Regions from separate parts of the Homo sapiens genome. Here region 1 is linked to region 2. Evidence: chromatin contacts called from ENCODE Hi-C or POLR2A ChIA-PET data. All regions are on one chromosome and are shown on one strand. The core of a region is the stretch at or near the end of the contact, and the rest is flanking DNA. Distances in the headings are between cores, read along the strand shown.

Region 1 (3,984 bases), core at 1,019-3,518, 140 kb after region 2:
TCTGTCCTTGCGATAGTTTGCTGAGAATGATGGTTTCCAGCTTCATCCATGTCCCTATGAAGGACATGAAGTCATCCTTTTATATGGCTGCATAGTATTCCGTGGTGTATATGTGCCACATTTTCTTAATCCAGTGTATATATCATAGATGGACATTTGGGTTGGTTCCAAGTCTTTGCTATTGGGTTTTACATATATATACACACACATATATATTTATATGTATATATATACACACATATATATTTATATGTATATATATACACACATATATATGTATATATGTATATATGTAAAACCCAATATATATACATATATGTATGTAACATATACATATATTTTTTAAATATATATGTAAAAAAATTGGGTTTTACATATATATATATATATATAAAACAAGCTAGCAGCTGTTTAGACACGAAGCCTATGCAGTAGTGAAATATGATTACAGCATGTAAGAACACAGGCTCTGGAATCAGGTCATGGGACTGAATCTCAGGTCTACCCCTCAGTAACTCCCTGACCTTAACTTTCTCCTAATCCTGGCTTTCTCGTCTGTTAAATGGGGATGAAACATTCATATTCAAAGGGTGGTGGTGAGGATTAAGTGAGGTCATGCATGTAAAGCACTTGGCATGGTATCTGACACAGGGGAAGTGCTACAGAAATGATGGCTGTTAGGGGTACTATTCAATACTGATCACCTACTACTGAGACCCGTAGTATAAGCTTCCATAGGAGAGAGAAAATTGAGTACATAATTTGGTCACTGCTCTAAAAAAATTTAACTCCTTTTTGCAAGATAATTTTTACATGCAGGAATTGCAAGAAAGTGATATAAGTTAAACCAACCAAGTGCAAAATTATAGGAATTCAATACTTGACATTTTTGTGCTGGAAGTGTGGAGGGAGTCTGCCCAAGAAGGAATAAGCTAGGTCTTGAACGATAGCCAGGGTTTGGGAAAGTGGAGAGAGGGAAAGGGACGTCTACATGGATTTTGCTGTTGGGGTAGGGAGGCAGCAGAGTCCTGGGTGAAGGCAAGGTCTGGGGAAGGCATGGAAGAAGGACTGCAGGAGCCCCACCCCATGAATAGCCTGGGAAAGGTATAAAATGATCCCATTAAATTGGTCAGATCAGGCCAGATTGCGAAGAACCCAGATGTCACAAAGGGAAATGTGGATTCCATTTGAAAAGCAAGAGAGAATGAACAGGCTGCTGAGCAGAGCATGATATGATGTTAATTTCTTCATCCCTAAGCATTCCTTGGGGATATTGTGCCATAATGTCATCCTGCACAACGTGGATTCCATAGGCCCATCTCTCTAGACTGCATTTTAGCTTACATTCCCTGCTCCACATATCAGGGAACAGCTCTCTTACATTGAACCAGTAAAATAATTTGCAAAATCCTTTGGAATTATGTAAAATAGGACTTATTTTATATTGCTGATTACAAGTAGGAGCATAAAAATGATGCCACAATTATTTCCTCTCATACTGGAAAGAAAACTCCCACAAAATCAGTATGACTTGAAAATATCTTCACTCTGAGCAGAGTGATTAAATATGATGAACTTGCAAAGAAGATTCTATTTGACAATTTGCTTGAGAAAAGAAAATAGCCAACAGATGGCTACCTTCAAGAGTTAGCCTTTCCGAATAGGTGTTCTGACTTCCCAGGAAACCTGTCATCCATAAGACTCCCCCACTTTATTTTTTTGAGACAGAGTTTTGCTCTTGTTGCCCAGGCTGGAGTGCAGTGGCATGATCTGGGCTCACTGCAACCTCCACCTCCTGGGTTCACACGATTCTCCTGCCTCAGCCTCCTGAGTAGCTGGGATGACAGGTGCCTGCCACCACGCCCAGCTAATTTTTTGTATTTTTAGTAGAGATGGGGCTTCACTATGTTGGCCAGGCTGGTCTCGAACTCCTGACCTCAGGCGATCCACCCGCCTCAGCCTCCCAAAGTGCTGGAGGACTCCTTTTAAGTTATACATTCCCCTCATTTCTGAAGGAGTGTCAGCAACTAGCAATGTTAACTGAAGTACTATTGGCATTTGGAGCAGCACAGTTCCTCTTTGAGGATAACTGTCCCAAGTGTGGCAGAATACCTAACATTTCAGGCCCTACCCCCTGTATTCCAGGAACATCCTGACATACTGATCTCCAAAACCACCTCTGCCTGCACATTTGCCAAGCTTTCCTTGATGCACAGTACCCCTCTGGCTGAAAGCCACCCAGCAGCAGGGTGTCTGTCTTCTGTTAACCAGTCTCACAATACCTGTAGCACCTGGCATTCTCATAGCAGAGAGTTAGTTAGTGAGTTAGTTCATTGCCAGAATGCTTCTCTAAGATATACCTGAGTCATCTACTTTAACTCTCCCTCCTCAAGTCCTCCACACCTCTTCCTGGTCACTCCACCAAGGAATCTAATTAGAGGCCAGTAAACTACCACCCAGGGGACTCATTTGTATGATGGTCCATCAAGAAGAGTTGTGCCTGTGTCCTGAAAAGTCTACATTCTAATATTTACAGTGAAAAAGGGTCCCTTTCCAGTAAGGTGTTCTATTCTCATTTTTGCTAAAAAAAAAAATAATAAATAATAAAATAAAAACAAAAGAAATGAAGGAATGGAGAGAAAAGAATCTTTGAAGACTCAAACCACTGCACTCGTCCTGTCATTTTTTGCTTCAGATATCCATGTACAAGTAAATAGATCACATTTTTATAATACACTTCAACCACAGTGATGTCATCTGAAGATCTTTCAAGATAAGAAGAGCAAAAGCTAGAGTGTGGTTTTTCAGGTTAAAATGTTGTTTGCTATTATAAACAGTGGGAAGTGAAGGTTGTTGCCTAACAGCTCTATGTTTACAAGGTTCTTGTTTAGAAGTGACAACATTTTAAGATACATATTTGAAAAAAATAAGTATGCATAATTGTAATAATGCATTTAAGGTGTACTGGCTTTTGGTTATGAGAGTGGGCTCTGGAGCTGCACTGACTGGGTTCATACCTATGAAGTGTGTGGCCTTCGGCAAGTGACCTCAAAGTGCCTTGGTGTCTGCATCTGTAAAATAGGGCCAATGATCATAGTCACCTCATGGTGGGGGGGGTGGGGTTTGTACAAATTAAAGGAGATAATACATATAAAGTGTTTAACTCAGTTCCTGGAAGATAGAAAGCACTCAATATATATGAGATACTACTACTACTACTATTAGGTTCGTGCAAAAGTAGTTGCAGTTTTTGCCATTACTTTTTTTTTTTTTTTTTTTTGAGACAGAGTCTCGCTCTGTTGCTCAGGCTGGAGGGTTGGATTGCTGGATTCAGTGGTGCAATCTTGGCTCACTGCAAGCTGCACCTCCCGGGTTCACGCCATTCTCCTGCCTCAGCCTCCCGAGTAGCTGGGACTACAGGTGCCTGCCACCACGCCCGACTAATTTCTCCATATTTTTTTTATTAGAGATGGGTTTTCAATGTGTTAGCCAGGATGGTCTCGATCCCCTGATCTCGTGATCCGCCCACCTTGGCCTCCCAAAGTGCTGGGATTACAGGCATGAGCCACCGCACCTGGCCTCCCATTACTTTTGATGGCAAAGAACCACAATTACTTTTGCACCAACCTACTTCTACTACTGCTGGTCTGTAGTAGTTACCGTGCACAAGAAATTCTGAATCACGTGCAATTATATGTGGATGGACTAGTGAGCTGGCATCTAATCTCTTGAACACATATGTCTTGTCTTTGGAAAAAAAGAAGGACTTTACTGGTGCAGTGCCATGATGATAAAGGGTCCAAATTGAAGTCCCAGGAAGCCTCTGGTCCATACCTATGTGGAAGTTCCAGATTTTGCGTTGGACATTATAGGCATTCAGCTAAAGTCACTTATTTAATTTCCACTTTCATAGGCCTTGTACAAAAAAGTTATTTTCAAATAATGCTCCTAAATTATTAAGAAAATGATTTGTATAAATATAAG
Region 2 (4,294 bases), core at 505-3,004:
AGAGAATTATTATTAAGGATTGACTAGAACCTTAAAAGATATATGTGGATGTTTGTTTTGTACGGTTGTAAAATATACTAGACCTATTACATCCACCTAAAGTATAATGCCATGTAAGAAAATGCTTTGACAGTATCAACCTGTGTTAAGGTATTTCTTTCCATTGTAAATTAAAAGTCATTTTATTTGACAGACTTTACTGGTTCATCGAATGTTTATTTCTAAATTACTTGCTAAACAGCTCAATCTCTATTCTTGTTGCTCTTACAAATCAGGAGACCTAGTAGGCTGCAGCTTAGCAAAGATTTTTGTCTCTTTAGCTATTTTCCTTGTATGAGAAATGGTTACCACAGGAACATGCTTGTCTTACCCACATCCTGAAGCAGATGATGCATTTCTTTTGCAGAAAATTGTAAACTTTTGTTAGGAGTTTGTGAGCGTCTAGCAATGTACTTTATTTTGTGTATTGACTTTGCTGTTTTTCTAGAAATGAAAATTACCTTAGGATTTATAATATGTTTTCACAAGCTCCCTTCGACACCATAATGGAAAATATGCCATATACAGGTTTTAGGATATACTGTAAACTATTATACTATCATTCTTTATTTTTAGATCTTTGGTCTCTTCAAGAACTTGTCCTAAATGTTCCTACATACAAGTAAAAAATAAATGTTTCAACTTGTAAAATATATTATCTGGCTTAAATAGTCTATCACAAGAGGCAGCGGAACAATGCATCCTGGCTTATCTAAAAGAAACAGTTGTCCACGTTTGTCATTATTAAATTTGTTCAGGAGTTTTAATGCAAATATATTACTCAGAAATTAATACATTTGCTTGAACATAATGTTCATTATAATGTTATTGAACATAATGTTCATTATAATGTTATTGAACATTATATATAATTCATTATAATGTTATTGAACATAATGTTCATTATAATGTTATTGAACATTATATATAATGAACATTATTATGTTCAAGCAAATGTATTAATTTCTAAGTAATACATTTGCATTAAAACTCCTGAACAAATTTAATAATGACAAATGTGGACAACTGTTTCTTTTAGATAAGCCAGGATGCATTGTTCCGCTGCCTGTTGTGATAGACTATTTAAGCCAGATAATATATTTTACAAGTTGAAACATTTATTTTTTGCTTGTATGTGGGAACATTTAGGACAATTTCTTGAAGAGACCAAAGATCTAAAAATAAAGAATGATAGTATAATAGTATAATACATTTGCTTGAACAAATAGTGTAATACATTTGCTTGAACATAATAATGTTCATTATATATAATGTTCAATAACATTATAATGAACATTATGTTCAAGCAAATGTATTATTCAGAAATTAATCTTCAAAAAGTTTATATTCTTAGCATACTTAATTGATGTCCATACCCTATACCTTTAAAGAACTGACAGTTCCCAGTTTTGAGTTTGTGCTTTTAGAAGCCCGTGTTCTGTTCAAATAAGCTATTATGCTTAAAATTTTTAAATATTGTACCTAGAAATTGCAATTAAAACAGATATTTGCTTATGTACATGTCATATGTAGCTGCCAAAAATTTGACTCATGTCTTAACTTTATTTCCTAAATCATCACACTCTATTTATGTGAGAATGACTGAATGTGAGGGAGCTCTACCCCAGTGGCTAGAAATAACATTTCTCTCTCCCAGGAAAGAGGCAAGAACAGCATCATGGAGCAGTCAGACCTCTCTGGGGTTCCTAGGCAACTACCACAGCATAACAACATTGAGTTATTTAGTAGAAAGTGAGGAAGGGCCCTTAAAGCCCAATGGACCATGGGTAGCAGTCTAAGCCAGGAGGCCTGGTTCCTGTAGTGCAGCTGGCAGCACAGCCCCACACAGCAGCTAGTGGTTCTCAATCATGCAGTGGACTCCTGCCAGTGAACCTCAAACTCCCCCTAATGCAAATCCTTTCTGTGGGTCTTACTAGCAAATGAGTTGCAATTCATAGCGTTTCACTTTTATATAAGCTGCTTACTAGCAATTACTAGTTGAATGAGTTTAAGAGTTACTAAAATTTAGTGTTCATAAACTAAAATTAGCTCATGGCTATGGTTTCCTGAAGATTTGGATTTTTCTAAGAAGTCCCTGCCACAAAGCACTCAACCATTTTCAGAGCTCTACTGTGCATGCCCATAACCAAGTTATACTTGGAATTTCTATAATTTGGGGGAAGGATATTTCATTTCCAGCACATCATCCATGTTGTCTTAAGTTGTTCATGATTTTTAATTGCTGCTATTTTTTGCCTTTAATGGCAAATTAGTGTTTAAGTTCATGATCAGGTGAGTTTGTTGTGGTTATTGGATTAACCCTACAGTGTGTGTTATAATGTACATTTTTATTAACATTATTTTTGGCTTATGATTTTCCGTCAACCAGACTTTAAGATGTGGTTGTATATGTTATGGTTTAACATGTGTACGCCTGTCACTACAGCACATGTATGGACACCTATCCCCCAGTTTTTTTACAATGACCTTTATTACCACCAGGTCTTTTTCCACCAAAGAATAGAAATATGGGACTAAATGAGCCATGGAGTTCTCTGTTTTCCTGTCTCATCTGAATTGTGTGGCCCAAAGACATCCCTGGATAATTGACACAAGCACAGTGATAGATTTTAGTAGATGAATGTTAAGGGCATGTGAATCGATCACTTTTTTACATTTAAAACATATACATTGCATTGATCAGCTCAGGCTGCTATAATAATACACTATAGACTGGGTGGCTTAAACAACAGCAATTTATTTTTCATAGTTCTGGAGACTGAGAAGCCCAAGGTTAAGGTGTTAGCCAGTTTGACTCCCCAGTGAGATCTTTCTTCCTGGCTCACAGAAGACTGCCTTCCTGCTGTGTTCTCACAGGGCAGAGAGAAACAGAGTGAGCTCTTCTCTTTTCGTCTTCTTTTTTTTTTTTTTTTTTTTGGTGTTTCCAAATTCTTTTTATTATTATTATTATTATATTTTAAGTTTTAGGGTGCATGTGCACAATGTGCATGTTAGTTACATATGTATACATGTGCCATGTTGGTGTGCTGTACCCATTAACTCGTCATTTAACATTAGGTATATCTCCTAATGCTCTCCCTCCCCCCTCCCCCGACCCCAAAACAGGCCCTCGTGTGTGATGTTCCCCTTCCTTTGTCCATGTGTTCTCATTGTTCAATTCCCACCTATGAGTGAGAACATGTGGTGTTTGGTTTTTTATCCTTGCGATAGTTTGCTGAGAATGATGGTTTACGAAAACTAATCTCATCATGGGAGCCCCTCCCTCATGACCTCATCTAAACCTGATTACATTCCAAAGGCCTAGCCTCCAAGTACCATCACATTGGAGGTTAGGGCTTCAACATATGAATCTGGGGGAGACACAAACATTCAGCCCATAATATATGCATTTATTCAGGATACTTACAAAATGTCACAATATGGAAACTTACTAATTAAGTATAGGAACTTTTAATTTCACATGAAGTTGCTTGTTTTATGGCCTCTTCTGTTTCTTGCCAAGAAGTCTTAATTTTCTTGTCTTTTGACTATGAAGATGCTTCTACTGATGAACCTGAGCATTAATTCTAATTATTCATTTTAATATAAATGTATATAATTGCATTGTGTAGTACTGGAGGGCCCTGAAAAATATGATGGTTTCATCTTTTATTTTCAGATATGGAGGAATACAGCTGACCTCTAAGTGGACAGAGTAAGCACTTGCTTATATGATGAAGGCTGAGATATTCTCTAAGGCTATTATTCTATTGTAAAAATTCTGCCTGTCATTGCACTCAATGCCTCACAATATCATTCCTTTGAATTAAGACATCAGCACTTCCTAAAATACAAACATTTCTCAAGATAGGCAATAAGAATCATGATCAGCCTCCAAAATAGAAAGGAGCTGGGAAGGAAGATTGATGTTGAAAGAAATATTCTCATATCATTCTAGTTTAGTTTTTAAGAGTGTGCCATTTCATACGTGCAATTTCTTTTCTCATTTGTTTACAGTGTTACCTCTAACTCCCTAAATTCCTTCACTAATGGTAAGGCTATGGCTTTTGTAGACTAAGCCTCATTGTATCTTGGTTGGTTAGGATTCCTTTTTTTTTTTTTTTTTGAGAGGGAGTCTCGCTCTCGCTCTTGCTCTGTCGCCCAGGCTGACGTGCAGTGGCGCAATCTCGGCTGGCTGCAAGCTCCGCCTCCCTCCCAGTAGCCAGGACTACAGGCCTACAGGCGCCCGCCACCA

Evidence for each region. Hi-C counts contacts between places; a loop is a spot of excess contacts on that map. ChIA-PET counts read pairs that join two places held with the same protein, here RNA polymerase II (POLR2A). Pooled maps may share reads with other maps.
Region 1: a loop to region 2 is called in a map of CD4-positive, alpha-beta T cell, with 4 times the contacts of the local background. The contact joins two enhancer-like sites. A Hi-C loop is called at or near these places in 2 of 168 maps with a recorded cell type or tissue (CD4-positive, alpha-beta T cell and naive thymus-derived CD4-positive, alpha-beta T cell) and 8 of 50 pooled maps. POLR2A ChIA-PET finds 5 or more read pairs at or near these places in 9 of 52 experiments (CD4-positive, alpha-beta T cell, CD4-positive, alpha-beta memory T cell, OCI-LY7 and 4 more).

The regions. Positions count from the first base shown.
Region 1 is chr5:35,808,508-35,812,491 of GRCh38, forward strand. All of the region lies in intron 36 of SPEF2 (sperm flagellar 2), which reads left to right. Among named protein-coding and RNA genes, the nearest start is that of IL7R, 46 kb to the right of the region's middle. Within about 2 kb of position 2,269, at least 3 of the 41 ENCODE cell types and tissues checked have a DNase peak (open chromatin) inside an H3K27ac peak, as active enhancers do; they include CD4-positive, alpha-beta T cell, where a contact is called at or near this core.
Region 2 is chr5:35,671,382-35,675,675 of GRCh38, forward strand. The region is part of intron 10 of SPEF2 (sperm flagellar 2); the gene reads left to right. Among named protein-coding and RNA genes, the nearest start is that of SPEF2, 56 kb to the left of the region's middle. Within about 2 kb of position 1,755, at least 3 of the 41 ENCODE cell types and tissues checked have a DNase peak (open chromatin) inside an H3K27ac peak, as active enhancers do; they include CD4-positive, alpha-beta T cell, where a contact is called at or near this core.